Regions from separate parts of the Mus musculus genome. Here region 2 is linked to region 1. A link is a loop called in an ENCODE intact Hi-C map of the cell type or tissue named here. Cell type or tissue: heart. All regions are shown on one strand. Each heading gives the region's core, and the rest is flanking DNA. Links, peaks and the distances in the headings are about the cores only.

Region 1 (10,442 bases), core at 1,867-6,866:
AGTGGGTAGGAGCACCTGACTGCTCTTCCAAAGGTCCAGAGTTCAAATCCCAGCAACCACATGGTGGCTCACAACCATCCATAACAAGATCTGACTCCCTCTTCTGGTGTGTCTGAAGACAGCTACAGTGTACTTACATAAAATAATAAATAAATCTTTAAAAAAAAAAAAAAATCACGTGTGTTAAGTTTTAATTAGCATTAGAAATAACTGGTCAGACTTTTTGGTAAGGATAATTTTTATGCTTTTGTTTTGTTTTGTTTTTTCGAGACAGGGTTTCTCTGTGTAGCCTTGGCTGTCCTGGAACTCACTTTGTAGACCAGGCTGGCCTTGAACTCAGAAATCCGCTTGCCTCTGCCTCCCAAGTGCTGGGATTAAAGGCATGCGCCACCACCGCCCGGCATTTTTATGCTTTTTAACTTCCTAAATAGAATCGATTTTTTTTTGATGTCATGCAGACTAAGTCAAAGCTATTTCATCATTTCAAGTATATAAACATCTCTCTCAACTCTTGACTTTCATGAAAAAAACCCCTATTATCTGAAGTATCAAACGATGCTTGTTTGTTTTCTGGAGTGCTGTGAAAGGAAAGCAACTAATAAACGTTTACTTACAGGATTGTACTGAAGAGCAGAGACATAGGCTTGTACTGCTCCTTCCATGTCACCTGCTGCTACCAAGGCTGCTGCCAGGTTAATATAACCATCAATGAAATCAGGCTTCAGCCGCAAGGCATGTCGATAATGCTCGATTGCTTCCTGCAACTGCCCTCTTTCCTTGTACACATTTCCCAAATTCGAATAGGCTTCTGCTAGAAGGGGATTCTGTTTAATTGCCAAGGTGCTAAAATGAGCAGATCTGGAAAAATAAAAAGTGTTGATGCATGGATATGCATGTCAGAGAAAAGGAGGCATGGCTCATATGCAATGGAAAATCTTGTGCTATGGAACATTATCCTTTAACTAGCAAACAGCAGAAAAAAGTTTGAAAACTAAAACTTTCCTAAGGTTACAGTATCCACATTTCATATAAGAAAGCTGGTTCTTATGTATGAAAATTCTTATTAAAATCTACTACCAAACTGCCACATTGTATAACATCATTAAGATTAAAAATAAAAAGCATATGAGTCTCATTTTCCATTTGTTGGCAAGATTTAAAGACACAACCCTGTTTCAGAAAAAAAAAAGATTTAAAAACACACATCTTCATGTTAAATGTGCCAAAATGATAATTTACTAAGATATCCATAGCACAAATTCTTCTCTTTTCATTAATTCAATTAATTAGCTAAAAGCAACAACAATTTAATAAGGGTATTTCCAATCTGAGCTACATATGCCCCTCCTACCAGAGTCCCTCAAGCTGACAGGTCTGGATGCTCAGATGTACACTAAGAATAATTACCTGAAAAGAATATCCTCAAGTGACAAAATCTGGGGGAAAAGACCCTAGTCATACTGATGATATGTTCACCCCCGCAAAACGGGGGAAAACTAGCAACCAGGCATGTCAAAAGTGAACAAGAGCGCACATGTTGCGTTGGTGGCTCAGATGAAACCCAGCACTGGAAAACTCTGAAGTTCAGATATTTAATTAGCATTTTTAAGCTCAGCACCAAGAGGCAGGTTACCCCGGCATCTCCTACCTGTCCAGCCTTCGACACTGGAAGTGTATAGATGAAAGTAATAAAAGAACACCAGTATTGTCAGGCTCTTGTCTCCAGAGCTGCATGCAGTGTCTCTCAGCTGCCTCAAAATCTCCTGCCTGATATTCTCGATGTGCCAACTCAGCTAACCCTTGGAAGGAAAGCATACGTTTCGTTGGTTCTGGAGAATCATCAAAACATTTGAGGGAAGGAGGGGGGAAAACAAAAGTTAGAAATGCAAACCAAAAAATGTAAAAATATGGTAAATTAAACTTAAAGATGAAAATGCTTGAAACTATGTAAAGCACCAGAGTGTTCTGCATTTTATTTAAAACCCAGTCTACAGAATTGATCTCTTTCAAATCTGCCCATTGTTAATGCTTCCTTTTCTAAACCCCATAGTAATATTGACTTCCAGAAAAGATTCCTTTCTTACATTTTGTACTTTTTCTTACAAATCATAGGAAGATTCACTAAAATCACTAAACTTAGTATACTGACACAAAACATTAAACATGAAATCTGCAGAAGTTACAAGGATTTATTGTCAGAATAACCTATCGCTTAACAATACTTCATCTCACATTTCAAGGTGGAGTGTATTCTAACTCTCTCGGTGTGGGTGGGGACACCAGGTGTCTCTTTAACTCTTTATATTGATGTTTGTGAGTTTTACAGCTTTCTTTTTTAAAAAGAGCCAGCCTAAAGAAACCGGCTGAAAGCCAAAGAGTTACTTTTAAAGCAAGCAGCTGATAAACAAGATGACTTAGCAGTCAAGGGCTAAAGCATTTCATAATGGGTTCGCCAAACATTTTAAACAAAAAACCCAAACGTTGTTCCTCTTCTGGAGAGGACTCAGGAGCCCAAATTAGCTAAATCCCACCCACGCTGCCTTACATTTTCTGCTGTGTTCATGGCTCTCACAGAAGTACTAAGACATTAAAAACAACCCTATTCAATAACCAGGCAACAATCTACAATTGGAAAAGCTTTTAAATGCTGCAATAATATAAAACACGGGATAAAATATAATAAATAACAAAAAATGCTTTTGTTCTGAAGGACTTGATTTAGTTAACATAATAAAAGCCAAAATCCAGGTGCTCGCCTAAGGCTCGGCTGTAAACATTTATCTCCACAATAATTCATTATTAGGAATTCAAGGATAACACTCTAGAGATTAGAATGGGAAACCACAGACCTGGTACTTAATTTTAACCAAGGTCATGGGGACAAGCTCAAATTTGAGCCAGGCTTTCCCATACCAGAGCAATTTCTGCACAGCTAACCACAAAAACAAAGACCAAAAATATTTGTGTCCAAATCTGAGGTTGGAGCTAGAAGATCAACTAGAAAATTACATGTTAGACAAGAACGTAGCACTTTCTAGCTCCTAAATTTAGCACATTACCTATCACTTTCCAAAGTCACATATCTGCTCTTTTAATACTGGAAATGACCATTTCTTCAAATAAAGTTAACAGTCAGAAAAGAGCAAGTTCTTACAAAAACCTACGACAGAATCTTACATTTTTGAAAATCATGATGGGGAAACAGAAAGGTGGAAATCTTGATCCCATTCCCATCTATTAAGGATGAGATACTATTTTAGAGTCATCTATTTATCTCACAATATTCAAAATCGTCAACTAAAACCTAGACACTGAGAAACAATAACCTCTCGGGAACCTTAGAGCTGCAGCCTGGTTCCCCATCCCCTCCCGCCCCAAACAGCCTCAATCTGGAAAGGCAGTTGAAGGACACTCCTACAATTTGGTTGTTTTCTTATTTTCTGTAGCAAAGGCTTGGAGATGCATCGTTGAAAAGAGGCAACCGCTTTGCACTTGTGCAGCTACACTCCAGTTGCTTTACAAACTCTTCAAGCAAGGATGGAAACTTAAAAAAGAAATAATAATGCACACCCTATGGATAAAGAGATACTGGGCTAAAGAATGGGGATGAAAACCCAGAGGCCATGGCGGAGGAATACATAGAGAAAGTAACACAAAGAAAGAGAATTAGGAGGGCGGGCAGGGTGGTCGCCGCCAAGCAACACACCGAGGTGGTTTCTTCCCTGAGGATAAGAAACGACTGTCGGGCTGGCACGTTCGCAGAGGAAGGGTGTGGTTGCAACAAGCAGGGAGGGCTGACCAGGGTAGGAAACTCCGTACTGGGGCAGCGGGTGCAATTGGGTGATGGCTAAGAGAACCCCTGGAAATTTCCAACCTAAATCGGGGCCGCTCAACCCAAGAACACAAGGCGCTGCCCCGGCGGGGTGCGGGCTCAAGTAGCTCTTCTTGGTGCTACTTGGAAGCACACCGAGGAGCCTTCGCTAGTCATGCCTGATGCAAAGTGAGGCTAGGATTACACCGAAATAGCATCCCCGCCCTAGCCTGGCAAAGGAGGACCAAATGTGGCTAAGGGAAAGGGGCTTTGGGGAGGAGGTGGAAGCGCACGGGAGGGAGCGACGGGCTGAAATTGAGGGAGAAAACAGTTGCGACGGGAGACAGAAATTGCAGAGATTCCAATGCAGCCCATTCCAAGACACACTAAGCGCGCACGTGTGCTATAGATTCGTCCCGAGAGAGAAGGCTACAACACTGATGGGATAAAGCAACAACGAAAAAGCCCCCAAAGCAAGCAAAATGCAAGCAAGCAACTAGAGAATGTTTACGAACGGACGGCAGCACCAAACCCGATCAGATAGCAGTAGAACTCGAGAGCTCAGTAATGCCACTGATGTAATGGGGATGGTCAGAGGGAAGTAATGAAAGATACAAGACGGCGCCAGACCCCAAAGGGACGTCTGCCAGAGTAGAATGGGACACTAGTACCTGTACTGTCGGCCACGTTGCCCACGGAAGACGCCATCTGGAGCTTCTTGAGATAGAACAAGGGGTAATTGACTTCTACTGCCGCCACTACTGACAAGAATGGTTCTAGAAGTAGCAGAAAAAAGGCAGCAGCCGTATCAGTGTTTTGAAGGGCTCAGGGGGCGGCACAGAATACTGAACTCGAATCTTAGGAACTCTTGGTAGACATCTACCTCTCACTGTCTTGAAATGGCGGCGAGGGCTCCTCGACCGAAACAACACAAGCCGGAACTACTTTCTGTTATAATCAAGTACCCCGCGGAGGTAGCGCGTAACAAGACTACCGACCAAGTGACTGTAATCAAAGTCATTTGCTCTTACGTAACCTTCCGCCCAAGGTCCATTGCGACAAACATGACTGTAGAGAGCGCATGCGACAACCCTGTCTAGGCAACTCCGGGTTAAGGGCTCCCTATGGGGCAAGAGCCAGCAAGTTTTTAAGAGCAAGGCGGAAGGGCAAAAAACGCCCGTCGATTACTTTTTTTTTTTTTTTTTTTTTTTTTTTTTTTGGCAAGCGCTAAAGTACGAGTCTACTACCTGGTCAGTGATGTCGATGTTAGAATGTCAGAGCGTCTAGAAAAGTTTAATTAACTCCATTCAACAGAAAAGGGTAGTTTACACGACCAACGTGTTAGTTCTAAGCAAGTAAACGCGAATATTTGCGTTTCAGAGACGGGGCTGTTCAAAACAATGGGGGAGCCGGTTCGATTTGAATGCTTTTTGATTCAGACTCCACCCATGAATTTAAGTACTTTGATGAGAAAAACGGACAGTCTCCCTGAGCTGAGTGAACCCAAATGTGTTCGATTTGAACCATATAACCCTAAAATTCAAAATCGTTTGTGAGATTCGGGATGGTAACAGGGTAAATGCTAGGAGTTTGCATGTCAAAAGCAACCACAGAAATGTTAAAGAGGATGCCTTTTTCCTCAAAATTCCTGATCCTGAATTGTGACCTTGTTTCGTCAGAATCATTAAGGACTGCAAATGCCTTGGAGCTTAAGGCAATTCAACAAAGCAAACTGTGTTCCTTTGCCTTCTTCCTAAACCACACAACTACAATGAATTTCCAATTGCCTTCCTTTGACAAAACAGCTCTTTGGATCCTCTTACGGTTTCAAGCCCAGTGTTTGGACATTTTTGTCACATTGTTATTAATTTATATTTCCTGCCTTGTTCCTTGACAGTTTTAAGACACGTCACTAAGTGATTATTACAAGCCACTGGGGACTACAGTTAGCTCTCTTAGAGTCTTTCCGTTTCAAAACTCTTTGATCTAGGAAAAATTAGTGAGCTTGTGTAAAAATGTTTGCTGTCTAGCTCCTTGGTGAAATAAAAAACAAATCCTCAAAGGCTGTTTCAGTTTCTTGAGATTGCCAAACAACCTATGAACTTTGGATTATGAGTGCAGAAAAAGTTGATAATATTGTTCATTTCTTCTGCCCCACAGAACCACAACATGTAGTAAAAAAGAAAGCTTGCCATTCAAACTCTCCTGGATATTGATTGGCCTTATCTTTTCATTTGATACACCTGGCAAGCCCCAAACCCACCAAGTGATCCACCTTTGTTGAAAGAACTCAGCTTTTCCTCATTAAGAAAGGCAACTCAGATTCTACTAGCAGATGTTTAGGCCTTCTTGATTAGTGCGTGATAGTTAATTAAGTAAAAAGTCGTTAAATGTCAGGTCATGCTCCCAGTCGGACAGCTATTTGACTCATAGAAAACTGATCTGGGGTTCCCTCATCTGAAAGGAGTCTCACGCTGCTATGAAAAAATTGGATTGTGAGGCTCATGTAGCTCAGGAAGGAAAACTCCTTCAAGGAATTGGTCCAGGAGCCTCCAATAATAGGATCTTGGAGGTTTGGTTCCAGGGATTTACCAGTCAAGCCTAACTTCTTCAGCCAACAAATTAACATTTACTAAAATCTCTATATCCGAGGCACTGTGGCAAACATAAAATGAAAAAGACAAACTCTTTGCCCTCAAGGAGTTCCAATATGCTTAGGTAGACCCAAAATGCTGCTTAATAAGAATACCGAGGGTTATTTTAATGAAGCCCATTTGATCTATTGTCTGGAAAGGGAACCTCAGACTAGAGGGGGTCTGAAGACAGAGGCTGGTACTGGGCAATGCGGGGAGTGGGGTGCTTCTGTGCTCCTTTCATTTTTTTTCTTCTAGTTACTCTTTTTCTCTTTTCCTTTTTTATGCAGCAATTTGAAATTTGTAGTCCTTTGTAAAATACATCAACTGCTTCCATTCTAATTCCAAACTCCACTACTCTAACACCATTTACCGTGCAACAGTTTCCTATCTATCCTGTAGCATCCCCCTGGAGTCTGTTCATTTAAAGCATCCTTTTTGAAGCAATGCCATGAGCAAGCGCTGGAGATGTGCACCCAGCTGCAGTCACTGGAAGATTGTCCCAAAAGATAAATGAAGCTGAACAGAATGCATTGACACTGCACCGCAGGCTCTCTAGATGCGTGGAGAGAGCCCCTTGGATTCGGTACCCAGTCACAAGAAAGAAAACTGGTCTTGAAATCCTCCCAGAAAGGAAGAAAAAAACTTCCAAAAATATTGTAGTGTATTTATTATTGTTATGGGGGGTGGGGAGTGTGCCACAGTGTGAATGCGACGGTATGCGTGTGGAAGTCAAAGGAAAACTTTGTAGGATTCTCTCCACATTTGGGGACTGAAGGCTCGAACAACAAGCTCCTTTGCCTCCTGAGCCACCTCACTGGCCTCCCCCATTTTTTTTTTTTCTTTTTCAACTTGGAATAAGATTAAAGAAAACCAAACTGGTTTGTGGTCGTATAACCAACATAGCCAGTGAACTTGGGAACTGAGAATTTCTTACTTGGTGGCTGCTGGGCTGAAAACAGTAGCCAGCTGGAAAAACAACAGTGAAAACAGGGAGGAAAAACCAACACAGCTGTAATGTCTAAAGCCTTAGAGATACATTGGGAAACTGCTCTGCAAAACAAAAGCCGAGAGAGGCCTAGGAAGGCACCCTCTGGAGCTCAGCCCAGGGGGAGTACTTTTCCTCTCTGGCGCCAGTAGGCTTTAAAGATTTGAGAAAAATAAAGATATCAGGACTCAAAGGCCAGTTAGGTCCCCCTCCCTCTTTAATCATCACTTGCTTTCTTGATCTATAACCTCTATGATAAGGCACATCAAAATGAAAGGAAAGCTGAACCTGATCTTGGTCCTTAGGGCCTGGAATTTCAGCACTTGGGACGTTGAGGTGATCCTCCTGGCTCCACCCAGGGCTACGTAAATGAGTTCCAGATTAGGCTGCGCTACAATGTGGGATCCTCTTCAAAAAGAGAACAAAACAAAAAGTGAGAAGTCAAAACCTTGATTTGTCCTTCCAATCCCAGTCTACCACGTAATGTTGTCCAAAAAAAGATGTTCACAGTCTACAGCCTGAAACTGTTTACAAAGGGGGGGGGGGAGCGCGGGAGGGGGGAGCAGGGGAGAGAACTAAATAAATCCACTAAGGAGCTCTGGATCTCAAAATAAGAGACTGAGTCTTCTCCTTATGGCTATGAGCCTGTGGTACTATTTTCTGTGTTTATGGATAAGAGGCTATTGTCCGCTCAGTTATCTTCCTGATTCTTCTCAAGTGGGAGTAACTCTTCCCTCAAAAAGAGGATCATGGTATACTTATTTGCACCAACAAGACTTTTCTTGCAGAGCCCTGAAGTGAGTCATGCTATCCCACTAATCTACCTCCCACTACCTCCAATGCAGAATAAGCAAATCCAAAGAGGCTCTGAGGGCTCTCCAGCCCAGAATCTATGCCTGAAAGTAGATCCTAGCCTTTTGGTTTTGATCCTGACTCTGCCTCTTCCTGTGATTTTAGTGGAGAAGGGTGATCACATGATACTGAGAAGCCTTCCAAGGGGCTGAAAGAAACTTGCAAAGAAAAGGATAGGAGTGGGGACAAATCACACTGGAAGACAGACAATAGCTCAGGTGCTAGATCTTTTGTTGTTGTTCTTTCTGGGTGGCTCTAATAAGCATTGTTTTTTGTTTTTGTTTTTGTTTTTGTTTTGTTTTTTGTTTTTTTTGTTTTTCTTGTCCATGGTAAGCACTTCCCAGTAGACTGGAACACTCAAAAGGCAGATTTGGCTGTCATGAACAACCAGATGTAGAAAGACAATTGGTTGATCTAATTGAACATTCAACAAGGGGCTCTAGAAATAGAGCTTTTTGTTATTCAAGACCTACTTTGTTTGAATGTACAATTTCCCCTGTTAGATTGACCAATGCAATATCACCATTCATGTGCTATTTGCATAATGTCCACATACCCTAATAGACTTATTTCCAAATCTACCTTACCGAACAAAGTGAAGGACTTTCTAGCACTGCTGAAAGATTATGGGTGAAAACTCTGCACCCTTCACTTCGTGGTTAAGAAAAAGAGATTGAAGCCGAGGTAACAAACTTTCAGTGCTCTAGAAAGCTTTTGCTGCTGTAACTATTTCAGTTATAGATGTGAAATTTTAATCAATGTATTGAGGGACACATTGCTTTGATGTTTTTGGCTCTTTTTTATTTTTCCTGAGACCTGTTCTCTCTGTGTAGCCCTGACTGTCCTGGAAATCACTCTGTAGACCAGGCTAGCCTGGAACTCCAACTCCCTCTGTCTCCCAAGTGCTGGGAATAAAGGTATGTGCCATCATACCCAGGCAGCTGTTTTGGCTCTTTAAGAAGGAAAGTCTTACAATATTAGAAGTGTAGACTATCCTTCTGGAATGTGCAGAACAAATGATACAGATCACTATATTCTCCTTTAGTTCTCCTAGTCCTCTGCTCCTCTACCATGATTTTTTTTAATTTGTTGAAAGCACATTTCATGGGTATCCAGCCAGAAGTTGAATAAAAATTTTAAACTAAATAAATATTGTCTCTTTTGGCCCTTGGTCTTGCGAAGATCATATGCCCCAGTACAGGGGAATGCCAGGGCCGGGAAGAGAGAGTGGGTGGGTAGGGGAGCAGGATTGGGGAAGGGTATAGGGGGCTTTGGGGATAGCATTTGAAATGTAACTGAAAAAATATCTAATAAAAAATGAAATGTAAAAAAAAAAGTAAACTTTATTCCAAATTGGATATATATATATAAACTCTGTGCGAAAAGAAAACATCCTCTCGGGGAAACTACGAAAGGGGATAACATTTGAAGTGTAAATAAAGAAAATATCCAATAAAAAAAAGAAATAACAACAACAAAAATTCTCTCTTTCCTCTCTCTCTCTCTCTCTCTCTCTCTCTCTCTCTCTCTCTCTCGTTTTTCGAGACAGGGTTTCTCTGTATAGCTATGGCTATCCTGGAACTGGAACTCATTCTGTAGACCAGGCTGGCCTCGAACTCAGAAACCTGCCTGCTTCTGCCTCCCAAGTGCTGGGATTAAAGGCATGTGCCACCACTATCTGGCCAACATTGTCTCTTTTAAGTAGCCATATTTATTTATATATTTTGAGACAGGATTTCTCTATGTAGTCCTTGCTGTGTAGCCCTGATTTGCCTCAAACTCAGAGATCTTCCCAGTACTGAGATTAAAGACTTGTGCCACCATGCCAAGCTATTGTTTGTTTTTGTTTTGGGGGGGAGGGGTTGGTTGTTTGTTTGTTGAGACAGGGTTTTTCTGTGTAGTCCTGGCTATCCTAGAACTAGCTCTGAATATCAATCAGGCTGGCCTTGAACTCAAAGATCTTCCTGCCTCTACCTCCTGAGTGTTTTTAATAAACAGAGCATAGCTGGGCAGTGGTGACACACACTTTTGATGCCAGCACTCAGGAGGCAGAGGCAGGTGGATCTCTGAGTTCAAGGCCAGCCTGGTTTACTGAGTGAGTTCCAGGACAGCCAGAGCTAGACAGAGGAAACCTGTCTTGAAAGACCAAATATTAATT
Region 2 (10,442 bases), core at 3,431-8,430, 110 kb after region 1:
TGGAGTTAGGAGTTAGGGAAGATTGTGAGCTGCTACAAGTTTTCTGTAAGAACGAGAGTTGCTTTTTCTGCTGAGCCATTGGTCCAGCCTCTATTTTTGTTTATTCTTTAAATTACATATATTGTTTTGTGTGTGAAAGCATATGCCCCAACCACCGGTCAGAGGATAACTTGAAGTAATCAGTTCTTTTCTTCTACCTCATGGTTCCTGAGGATCAAACTCAAGTTGTTAGGATTGGTGGTAGGTGTCTTTATCCACTGAGCCATCTCGCCAGATCCCTTGAGATCTTTTGTTGTTGTTGTTGCTATCTTGAGGCAGCATATTCCAGAGCAGCCTTGAACTTGGTATGTTAGTTAAGCATGGGCTCGAACTCCTAATCATCCAGCCTGACTCCAAGTGCTGGGATTACAAACATGTTCCACTATACTGGCTGGTAAGGGTGATTATTGAAAAAGGAAATATGTAGAACAAAAGAATATTTGGGCAGAGAAAATAGTACACGCCTGTAATCCCAGTACTTAGAGGATGGGAATGGTGTGAGATTTTTGAAACCTCTAAGCCCATCCCCAACAACATACTTCGCCCAACAAATCCATACCTCCTAATTCTCTAATCCATCTCAAATACTGCCACTCTCTGGTAACTAAGCATTCAAATATATGAGACTATGGAGGCCATTCTTATTGAAACCATCACAGATACCCTGTCTCATAAAGAGTTTGCTATAAATTCACCTCCTCAGGCTGGAGAGAGATGGCTCAGTGAGTAAGTGCACCATTTGCTCCTCCAGAGGTCCTCAGTTCAATTCCTAGCAACCATATGGTGGCTCACAAACAACTAGAATGAGATCTGATGCCCTCTTCTTGTGTGCCATAAAACAGCGACAATGTAGTCACATACATAAAATAAATAAATCATAAAAAACCCTACAACAATAAAAATGACAGTAAAGGCCAGGGATGGTGGTGTACATCTTTAAAAAAATTTTTCACCTCCTCAAAGTCTTTTTTGTTTGTTTTTTTGTTTTTTGTTTTTTCAAGACAGGTTTCTCTGTGTAGCCCTGGCTGTCCTGGAACTCACTTTGTAGACCAAGCTGGCCTCGAACTCAGAAATCTGCCTGCCTCTGCCTCCCAAGTGCTGGGATTAAAGGCAAGCGCCACCACCTTCTGGTACCTCCTCAAAGTCTTAATTACCTTGACCCCCTTCCAATTACTACAAAGAAGTTCATTTGTAAATCAATGTGAAAGGATAGGTACAAAGAAAGATGGGAACTAATAGCATACTAGAAGGCATCCCTAAAGGACAAGACAACCTGGAAGCAAGCACACCAGTAAACTGACATTCTATCAAATACAGCACCCATTTCAAGGATGTTAATTCATAGAATCTGACCCCCATCCATCCACTTTACCTTCCCTAGTTAAGACAGTAAATCAGACCCCAAACTGTCAACTCTCACTGCAAACCAGAGATGGACCACCTACCCTTAGCCTAAGTCAGGATGCGAAAAATTATTGGTATGTAGTTTGACTGACAATTTTGGTAGCTCATTAAAACTTAATTATGACAGTCTACAAAGGAATTTGAGCTTATAGTTGGCTTAGGCCTTAATAGAAATAACTGTTTTACTTGTGTTTCATGAATTACTAGTGCTGCATGTGGTGGGTTTATATAAGCAGCATTTACCCGAAGAAATGGCACCTTTAGTCCCAGCGACTCAAAAGCCTGAGGTGGAGATGGTTGAGCAACGCAGTGAGACGTTGTCTCCCAAAAAGAGTTGAAGAAGGACTAAGGGAGAAGGTAACACACAAATCCATTAACTGCTCCTCAAAAGCTAAGTCCAAAAGGTGAGGGGGGGTGTTGGTTGGTTGTTTTGTTTTTGAGATTTTTTTGAGACAGAGTTTCAGATAGCTCAAGATGATCTTGAACTCACAGCTTGAAAACCCAGTATTTCAGATCCTCCTGCCTCTAACTCCCAAGTGCTATGATTACCAGCCTACATTACCATGCCCTGGGCTAATTAAGTATTTATGAAGGCCTTTAATCTAAAACTAAGCAGCATAAAATCTAACTTGAAGAGGTAAATGATGAACACCATCATCTAAGTTTTGAGTAGTGAAGTTCTACATAGCAATTTAAAGACTAAACCATAACCAACAGCTAGAGGTTCCAGATCACAGACTCTAAAATTCAGAAAATAGACTTTACCTTTTGGAACTAAACTGCATATCAAAGTTTATCACACATGCCAAATGTCCGGACCATCAATGTCTAATGAACTGACTTATTAAGTCAGTCAAGTTGTGCTAAGTGCAGAACATTTAAAAGTTCTACACATTTTTAAAGTTCTCCAGAGTTCACATTTCCCTTACCTAATAGAAAGTTAAGAAATAATAAAATCAGCCAGGTAGTGGTGGCACACACCTTTATTCCCAGCACTTGGGGGGCAGAGGCAGGCGGATTTCTAAGTTTGGGGCCAGCCTGGTCTACACAGTGAGTTCCAGGACGGCCAGGGCTACACAGAGAAACTCTGTCTCGAAAAACCAAAAGAATAGAAAAGAACAGAACAGAACAGAACTATGAAAAACTACTCTGGGGGCTGGTGAGATGGCTCAGTGGGTAAGAGCACCCGACTGTTCTTCTGAAGGTCCGGAGTTCAAATCCCAGCAACCACATGGTGGCTCACAACTATCTGTAATAAGATCTGACTCCCTCTTCTGGTGTGTCTGAAGACAGCTACAGTGTACTTACTATAATAATAAATAAAGTCTTTAAAAAAAATTTCCTTAAAAAAAAAAAAAAAAGAAAAAAGAAAAACCACTCTGGCCAGCTGGTATCCTCCATCCTCAGGTGATGTGGAGGGGAATCCTCAGATCATTCACCTTGTCCTTTGTCCCCAAGACAACCTCCAGAAAGTGTTTTATCTCATCAGAGACCATCTAAGAAAGAACACACACTGGCGAGAAGTCGTGTGTGTGTGTGCAGTGAGCTGGGATGCGAATGGAAATTCTACCCTTTAGATATGCTCATCAGACAAGGGGAGAAGCACAAGAAGAACACTGGGGAGTGTCCCTACCAGAGTATTTACTGCAAGCAATGGCTTTCTCAATTGGACAGCCTCAAGCAGCATTTGAAATGCTGATCTCCACTTTCACCCAGCATTGCAACCTGACTGGCCACCTAATGTCTTCCCTAATAAAATGTTATTTCCTCCTATAGAAAGCTTTGAGCATTGCTACTATACGCTACTGTTGTTTTTAATATACTAAGCTAATGAAATTATGAATATGAAACAAAAGTGAACAAAAAAAGAAATAATAAAATCTCTCCCAGGCTGGTGAGATGGCTCAGTGGGTAAGAGCACCTGACTACTCTTCCGAAGGTCCAGAGTTCAAATCCCAGCAACCACATGGTGGCTCACAACCATCTATAATGAGATCTGACTCCCTATTCTGGAGTGTCTGAAGACAGCTACATTGTACTTACATATAATAAATAATAAATAAAAATTTTAAAAATCTCTCCCAAGTTACGAATGTCTATAATCCCAAAACTTGATAGGTAGAAGCAGGAATATCAAAGGAGTTCCAAAACAAACCTCAGCTACGTAATCAATTTTGAGGCCTAAAAGTTTCAAAAATAGAAAATAAAAGCAGAGTGTGGTGATACAAGACTTTAATCCCAACACTCCAGAGGCAGAGGCCAAACAAATAAACCTCTTCCGATTCTGAGACTGTTATTCTAAAATACAGCAGGGAAAATACTTATGTTTTGAAGAAAAAGAAGTATAATAGGGGAATGATTTGAGTCAAAATACATTTGCTCATTGACATGAGATTATAAACATAACCCTTCTTAATCTTAAAATCTTAAGGGCAAAGAGTGGGTTTGTTTTCATCTTTAACTTTGAAAAGCATATAAGAATAGTTATATCAAATCTACAGGCACTAAAATATATGAGATGACAAGAAATCATTTTCACCCTTGTCATTAATCAACAATTTGAGACCGAACATTATAAAAATAAAAGCTTGAATTTGGTAAGAGAATACCTACTACTTGGCACTGAATTGACAGTGGAAACAGCATACAGAGCAAATGTATTGGCAGGCAAGAACAATGGCAGAGATTAAATATACAAGACAGAGCCCAAAACAGACTTATTCAGGAAGAAAATGTACTAAACTGCCAATTTTGCAACATTAAAGAATACCAAGCGTAGTGGGGAACATGTCTAATCCTAGCACTTGGGAAACAGAGGCAAATGCATCTCTATGAGTTTGGGACAATCTTGCATGCATAATGAGTTCCAGGTCAGGCAGGGCTATGTTGAAAGACCCATTGCTAGAAAACAAGAAGGGGGGGGGGGGGCGGAGAGAGAATCACCTGTGTGGCAAAGGGGTTGCAAGCTTCCCATTGTCTGCTGGTATCTTCTACTTTCATCTTCTGCCACCTCGTTGATGTCAGAATAGTCCACAGCATCCTCTCTACTCCTAATCCATCCTATGGATAAAAAGGGAGACGTCTCAAGAGAAAGCAAGTAATTATCACTTCCTTAGAAAATCCCCACTGAAAAGCGTACAACAGGCTAATCTCCTCCCCCCACCCACACTGTCCTCCCCATGGCCCACACTTTACCTTCATCATTTACCAGGGCACCATCACTCCCGGACAATTCTTCATTTGCTGTGAGTTCAGTGATCAGGCTGCCAAGACCCAAAGCCCCCAAGCCCGCAAGATGCTTCTTGCACTCCTGAAAAGGGGACAGCATGAGGGTCGAAAATAACAACTAAACCTGAAGGTCCTACACAAGTATATTTCCCTTGCTCATAACAAAGTCACAAATCCATCTGAGAAATTATTTCATGAAGTGCTGCTCAAAGAAACATCACATTCAAGAACTATATAGGAAATCTGCTAAATTCCATACAGATCAGTTCCGAACAACACACGTTCCATCCGTAGTCCTGGCTTTGGAGCCATTAGGATCAGCAAAAGCCAGAAAAAGCAGAGTTCCAAGGGTCTTTAAGAAGGCCTTCCACAGTGGCGGTTCTGATAACCTTACTAGAGTTAACTATTATCTTTCCTACCAGGCAAGGAGAATGTTACCTTCGAAGCCAACACCTCAGCATCAGTGACTGACACTTAAGACTTTTCCTCTTCGTCCTTCCTCCGAGTTGAGCCCTCTCGCGCTGTCTCCAGTTCTCCCTAGCCACAGCACCCGCCGCCCCAGGCCCACGACTCACGTCATCCAAGACGCTTTCGCCTTCCAACTGCCCTGCTCCATTGATGTTGCCGAACAGGAACCCAGTTAGAGAAAATGGGCCTCCACCAGCCGACTCTTCGTCGCTGTCTGTGTCGGACATGACGACGGAAGGGCTACCGCCACCCTTGTCCTGCAGCAGCCCAGCCCACCCCGGGCCCATGGGCGGGAAAGAAAAAATACGTCAGTCGCACACGGGTGACTTGCAGCGCTCCCTGACCCAACCAGAGGCTACCGGAAGTTGAAAAAAAGGGGGGAAGGATGGGCCGTCCTACGTGATCCTTTGATGTCGGGATGGCTACTTCCTTTGATGTGTTTGATTGGTCCGCCCAAGATCAGGCTGGATAACTGGAAGGTGATTGGTCAAACAAACCAGTCCCGCCCATCAACTGCGCGGGTCCGTTCTGGTTGCTATGGTAAGAGCGGCAGATTTTTCTCCAATAAGAAAGTAGATCTGAGGCGGCGTGACCTACGACCTCTGGAAACCGCGCGTCACCGGCTACAGTACACACTACACAATAATGATTTGAGCCGTCTTTTCCGGTTTGTGCCGTTCCCCAAAGGAACATTACTATGAATTGTGATAGGGGGACGACTGCTACTTACTTATTTTGAATTTACATTTTCCCATGGTAAAATGTTAAGCTTAGTAAAATGAGCAACCGAAACTTCAAGATTCACAAACATTAAACATTTTCATAGTTTTTTTAAGCGCACATATGATTCCCAGCACTATATATATATATATATATATGTATATATATATATATATATATACATACACATATATGCATATATATGTGTGTGTGTATGTATGTATATATGTGTGTAAATGTGTAAAAGCATGGAGAGAAGAAAGAAACCGAGTGGGAGAAGGGGGGGGGGGTTGAAGAGGGGAGAGAAAGTGAAAGAGAGACAGAAATATACAAGGCTGGGATACAGCTCACTGGCCAACATAGATTCAATTCCCTGTACTTAAAAAATAACCTTATTTTGCCAGGAATGGAAACCTGAGGTAGAAGTGTCTCTGAACCGGGCAGTGGTGGCGCACGCCTTTAATCCCAGCACTCGGGAGGCAGAGACAGGCGGATTTCTGAGTTTGAGTCCAGCCTGGTCTACAAAGTGAGTTCCAGGACAGCCAGGGCTACACAGAGAAACCCTGTCTCGAAATAACTAAAAAAAAAAAAAAAAAAAAAAAAAAAAAAGAATTGTCTCTGTAAGACCAGCATAGTATACATAGTTAAGCTCCAGGCTACTAGGGGAAACCCTATCTTTAAAAAAAAGTTTTTTAAGTACTCTATATATTTGTGTAAATAGACATATTGAACCAGTGAGGTGCCTCTGTAGGTAACATATCTGCCACCAACCCCGGAGCCCCATCCTGAGGACATATTTCATGTTTCAGATCACCATGGTGGCACACAGACTTGTTTGAATTGGAGCATCTTCACTGTGGCCAAACCGAGGATCTGTTCAGAGTTCCTACTTTGCATTTTTTGTGCCTGTTTGCTTGTTCATGTTTAGTTTGTTCTGAGGCAGAGTCCCACTTAAGTTTCCTGGGCCAGGCCTTGAATTTTCCATTCTTTGCTTCCCAACTAACTGAAATTATAGGTCTCTGCCAACAAGTTCAGTCGTGCGATTATATTTGATCACCTCTCTTTAGTATATACATGGGGACATTTTCTTTTTTTAAGATTTATTTTTGAAATGATCTGTATGTGTCTGTGCACGGGTATATGCACTGAAGTGCAGTTGTTCACAGAGGCCAGAACTGTTGACTGCCTCTGGAGTTGGAGCTGCTTGATGTTGAGTAGTAGAAACTGGATTCAGGAAGAACAGGAAGCTATCACAGCCCTGGCTGTCCTGGAACTCACTTTATAGACCAGGCTGGCCTCGAACTCAGAAATCCACCTGCCTCTGCCTCCTGAGTGCTGGGATTAAAGGTGTGCGTGCGCCACCACTGTACAGAAAGCTCTCGCACTCTTTATTCTATATGCCTTGGCTTGCCACTGTCAGATACCCTGGAACTGCCAACTACAGACAGTTGTGAGCTGCCATGCGTGTGGTGGGAACTGAACCCTGTCTCAAAAAACAAAATAATGATGATGCATTAAAACTCATACTCTGCCCCTTCCTAATTTAAGATTTACTTATTTTTATTTTGTGTGTATGAATGTCTTTTTTGCATATGAATGTTTTGTTGAATATGTTTGTGCACTGTGTGTGTACCTGGTGATTTCAGAGGCTAGAGGAGGCCATTGGATCCTCTGTAACTCGAGTCACAGACAGCTGGAAGTTGTCCTGTGAGTTCTGGAAAGTGAACCCAGTTTCTTTGCAAGAGCAAGCACTCTTCACCGCTGAACCTTCTCTCCAGACCCTTTCTCTTTTTGTGTGTTTTGCTTGTTTTGCTTTTGTTTGATTTTTGTAAAGAGATTTCTTTTTACAGGTATTTGTGTAGATGCATAGTTTTTATGTACTCAATGCATATATGATGCCATAGAGGCCAGAATAAATTGTCAGATCCCATGTGAGTGCTGGCTACTGATAGGAGGCCATGAAACCATTCTTAATCACGGAGCCATCTTTCCGCTCTGTGTTTTTATTTATTTAAACACACACACACACATATCCACATGTATATCTGTATACCATGTGCATGCCTGAAGCTCTCAGAGGCAAGAAGGTCCCTCAGAACTGAAGTTACAGATGGTTTTGAGCCACTATGTCACCATGTGGATGCTGAGAAATGTAACATGGGTCCTCTAAACCTTGACCCATCTCTTCAGTCCCTTATTTGTTTTTTGCATTGCTATGGATAGAACATGGAACCTATACATACTAGAGAATTCTCTAGCACTAAGCTACAAACATTTTTTAAAATTTATGTTGAGGCAGGATCTCTCTAAATTGCCAAGGCTGACCTGGAGCTCCGGGTCCTATCTCAGCTAAACAGATAGCTGAAATTACAAGTGTGTAGCCCCACACCTGGATCCCCGTTTGATTTTGGCTTTAATTTTGGTTTGGTTTTTGAGATAGGGTCTCATATAACTCAGGCTAGTCACAAACTCTATGTGGGTGCTCAGATGTTGAGCATGAACCACGATGTCAGGTGTATGCAGGACTACAGATCAAACCTGGGCCCAGTGCATGCTAGAAAAGCACTCTACCAACTCAGCTACCTCCTCAGGCCCCTCATGTTTGCTTTTGTCTTTTTTTTAAGGTTTATTTTTATTTTATGTGATGTGTGTATAAGTGTTTGTCTGATCTTCTACATAGACATTGTGTGTTGCTTGCTGCCTACACAGGCCAGAGGAAGGCATCACCTGCCCTGGAACTAGAGCTAGAAAAGGTTGTGGGCCATCTTGTGAATACTAGGAACCAAACCTGTCTTTTATAAGAGCAGAAGGTCAAATCCTTTTTTAACCAATACACCATCTCCTTGGTCTCCTTCATGACACATTAAACTTTTTTTTTTTTTTTTGGCTGTTTTGGAATGTTCTCTATAGACCAGGCTGGCCTCAAACTGACTGAATCTGCCTCCCAACTGCTAAGATTAATGGTATGAGTCACACCCCCAGCTGGCTCACATTTTAAATTTGGGGGGTGGGTTTCCAGACAGGGTTTCTCTGTATAGCCCTGGCTGTCCTGGAACTCACTCTGTAGACCAGGCTGGCCTCGAACTCAGAAATCTGCCTGCCTCTGCCTCCGGAGTGCTGGGATTAAAGGCGTGCCTCACCACACCCGGCTTGTTTTGTTTTTTGAGATAAAGTCCTTCTGCTATGTAATTCTGGCAGTCCTACAACTCTGCCTTTGTTGGGGCTGAGATAAAAGGCATGTGCTACCACTCCTGGCCGCAAACCTATCTTAAAACATGGATTTAGAGACTGGAGATGTACTAGAACTCAGTGGTAGTATGTACTTAGCATAATAGGCCCTAATTTCAATCCCCAGCACCAATAAACATGGTTTTATATTAATTTGCCCATGATCAAGCTCTTCCTTTCCTAATTTTGTACCCAAGAAAATGACAAATATATCTCTAGGGACTGGAGAGATTAGCAGTTAAGAGTACTTGCTGTTCTTGCAGAGGGCTGGGGCTTGGTTTCCAGCTCTGAAATGGTGGCTCAGAACTGCCTGTAACTCCACAGTTCCAGGTGATCTATCACCCTCTTCTGACCTCCATGAAAATGGAAAAACAGCCAGGCATGGTGGCACACACCTTTAATCCCAACACTCGGGAGGCAGAGGCAGGTGGATTTCTGAGTTCGAGGCTAGCCTGGTCTACAAAGTGAGTTCCAGGATAGCCAGGGCTATACAGAGAAACCCTGTCTCAAAAAAACCAAAAAAAAAAAAAAAAAAGGAAAGAAACTGAGTCAGAAGCATTGCTGTATAGCTCCTGCTATATACAGCAGCCTGGGCTACAGTGTTATACCCTCTAACAAATAACAGAAACCCGTGTTCACAGAAAACCTCGTGCAGAAATTGCCATATTGGTGTTTGGGTTGGTTGTTCAAGACCAGTTTCTCTGTGTAGCCCTAGATGTCTTGGATCTCATATTACAGTTTATAACAAAATTGAAAACCCAAACTGGACATGGTGGCTCACACATAACCTAGAATTTGAGCTGCAGAATGAGATCCTGTCTCCCAAAAATAGTGAAAACCAAAATGTCCATCATTTGAGAAGTCAGAAAGCAAATAACGAGACATCTGCATAGTGCAATATTCACCATTCAAGAGAGCCGCTGAATGATGGTGGCACGAGCCTTTAATCCTAGCACTCAGGAAGCAGGGATAGGTAGATGTTGCAGGAAATATTAAAAATGAACTGCCTCCAAGCAGTGGTGGCACATGCCTTTAATCCCAGCACTTGGGGGCATAGGCAGGCGGATTTCTGAGTTCAAGGCCAGCCTGGTCTACAGAGTGAGTTCCAGGACAGCCAGAGTTACACAGAGAAACTGTCTCGAAAAAAACCAAAAACGAAAAAAGAACTGCCAAATTCCTTCGTTCCATCCAACTACTCTGCATGCATGGCTCCGGAGTTCCCTTTGCCGCCAAACCAGCCCCACGAAACGACCGTCCACCCCACGGCCAGCGGCCACAAGCCCCAGCAACCCAATAGAAACAAAACTCTAGAGGCTTATAATTAACAGGTTAGATTTATGTATCAAAAAAAAAAT

What was found. Hi-C counts contacts between places; a loop is a spot of excess contacts. Peaks named below come from ENCODE experiments on the same cell type or tissue, not always from the same donor. Only the 100,000 strongest peaks of a DNase experiment are listed, where the experiment ranks them.
Region 2: it touches region 1 in a loop (2.6-fold over the local background); 5 of 42 quality-filtered maps call a loop at or near these places.

The regions. Positions count from the first base shown.
Region 1 is chrX:101,634,363-101,644,804 of GRCm38, reverse strand. It overlaps Ogt (O-linked N-acetylglucosamine (GlcNAc) transferase (UDP-N-acetylglucosamine:polypeptide-N-acetylglucosaminyl transferase)), which reads right to left and starts at 4,754. Exons shown (of 22, transcript NM_139144.4): 1 at 4,483-4,754; 2 at 1,649-1,829; 3 at 615-858. The coding sequence starts at 4,519. In heart, for the core only: no CTCF peak of the experiment used is centred there; DNase peaks (open chromatin) are centred at 3,794 and 4,824; H3K4me3 peaks cover 3,993 bases; H3K27ac peaks cover 2,971 bases; H3K27me3 peaks cover 1,665 bases.
Region 2 is chrX:101,527,806-101,538,247 of GRCm38, reverse strand. Taf1 (TATA-box binding protein associated factor 1) reads right to left here and starts at 5,513. Exons shown (of 39, transcript NM_001290729.1): 1 at 5,247-5,513; 2 at 4,639-4,753; 3 at 4,387-4,503. The coding sequence starts at 5,426. In heart, for the core only: no CTCF peak of the experiment used is centred there; a DNase peak (open chromatin) is centred at 5,597; H3K4me3 peaks cover 1,740 bases; H3K27ac peaks cover 831 bases.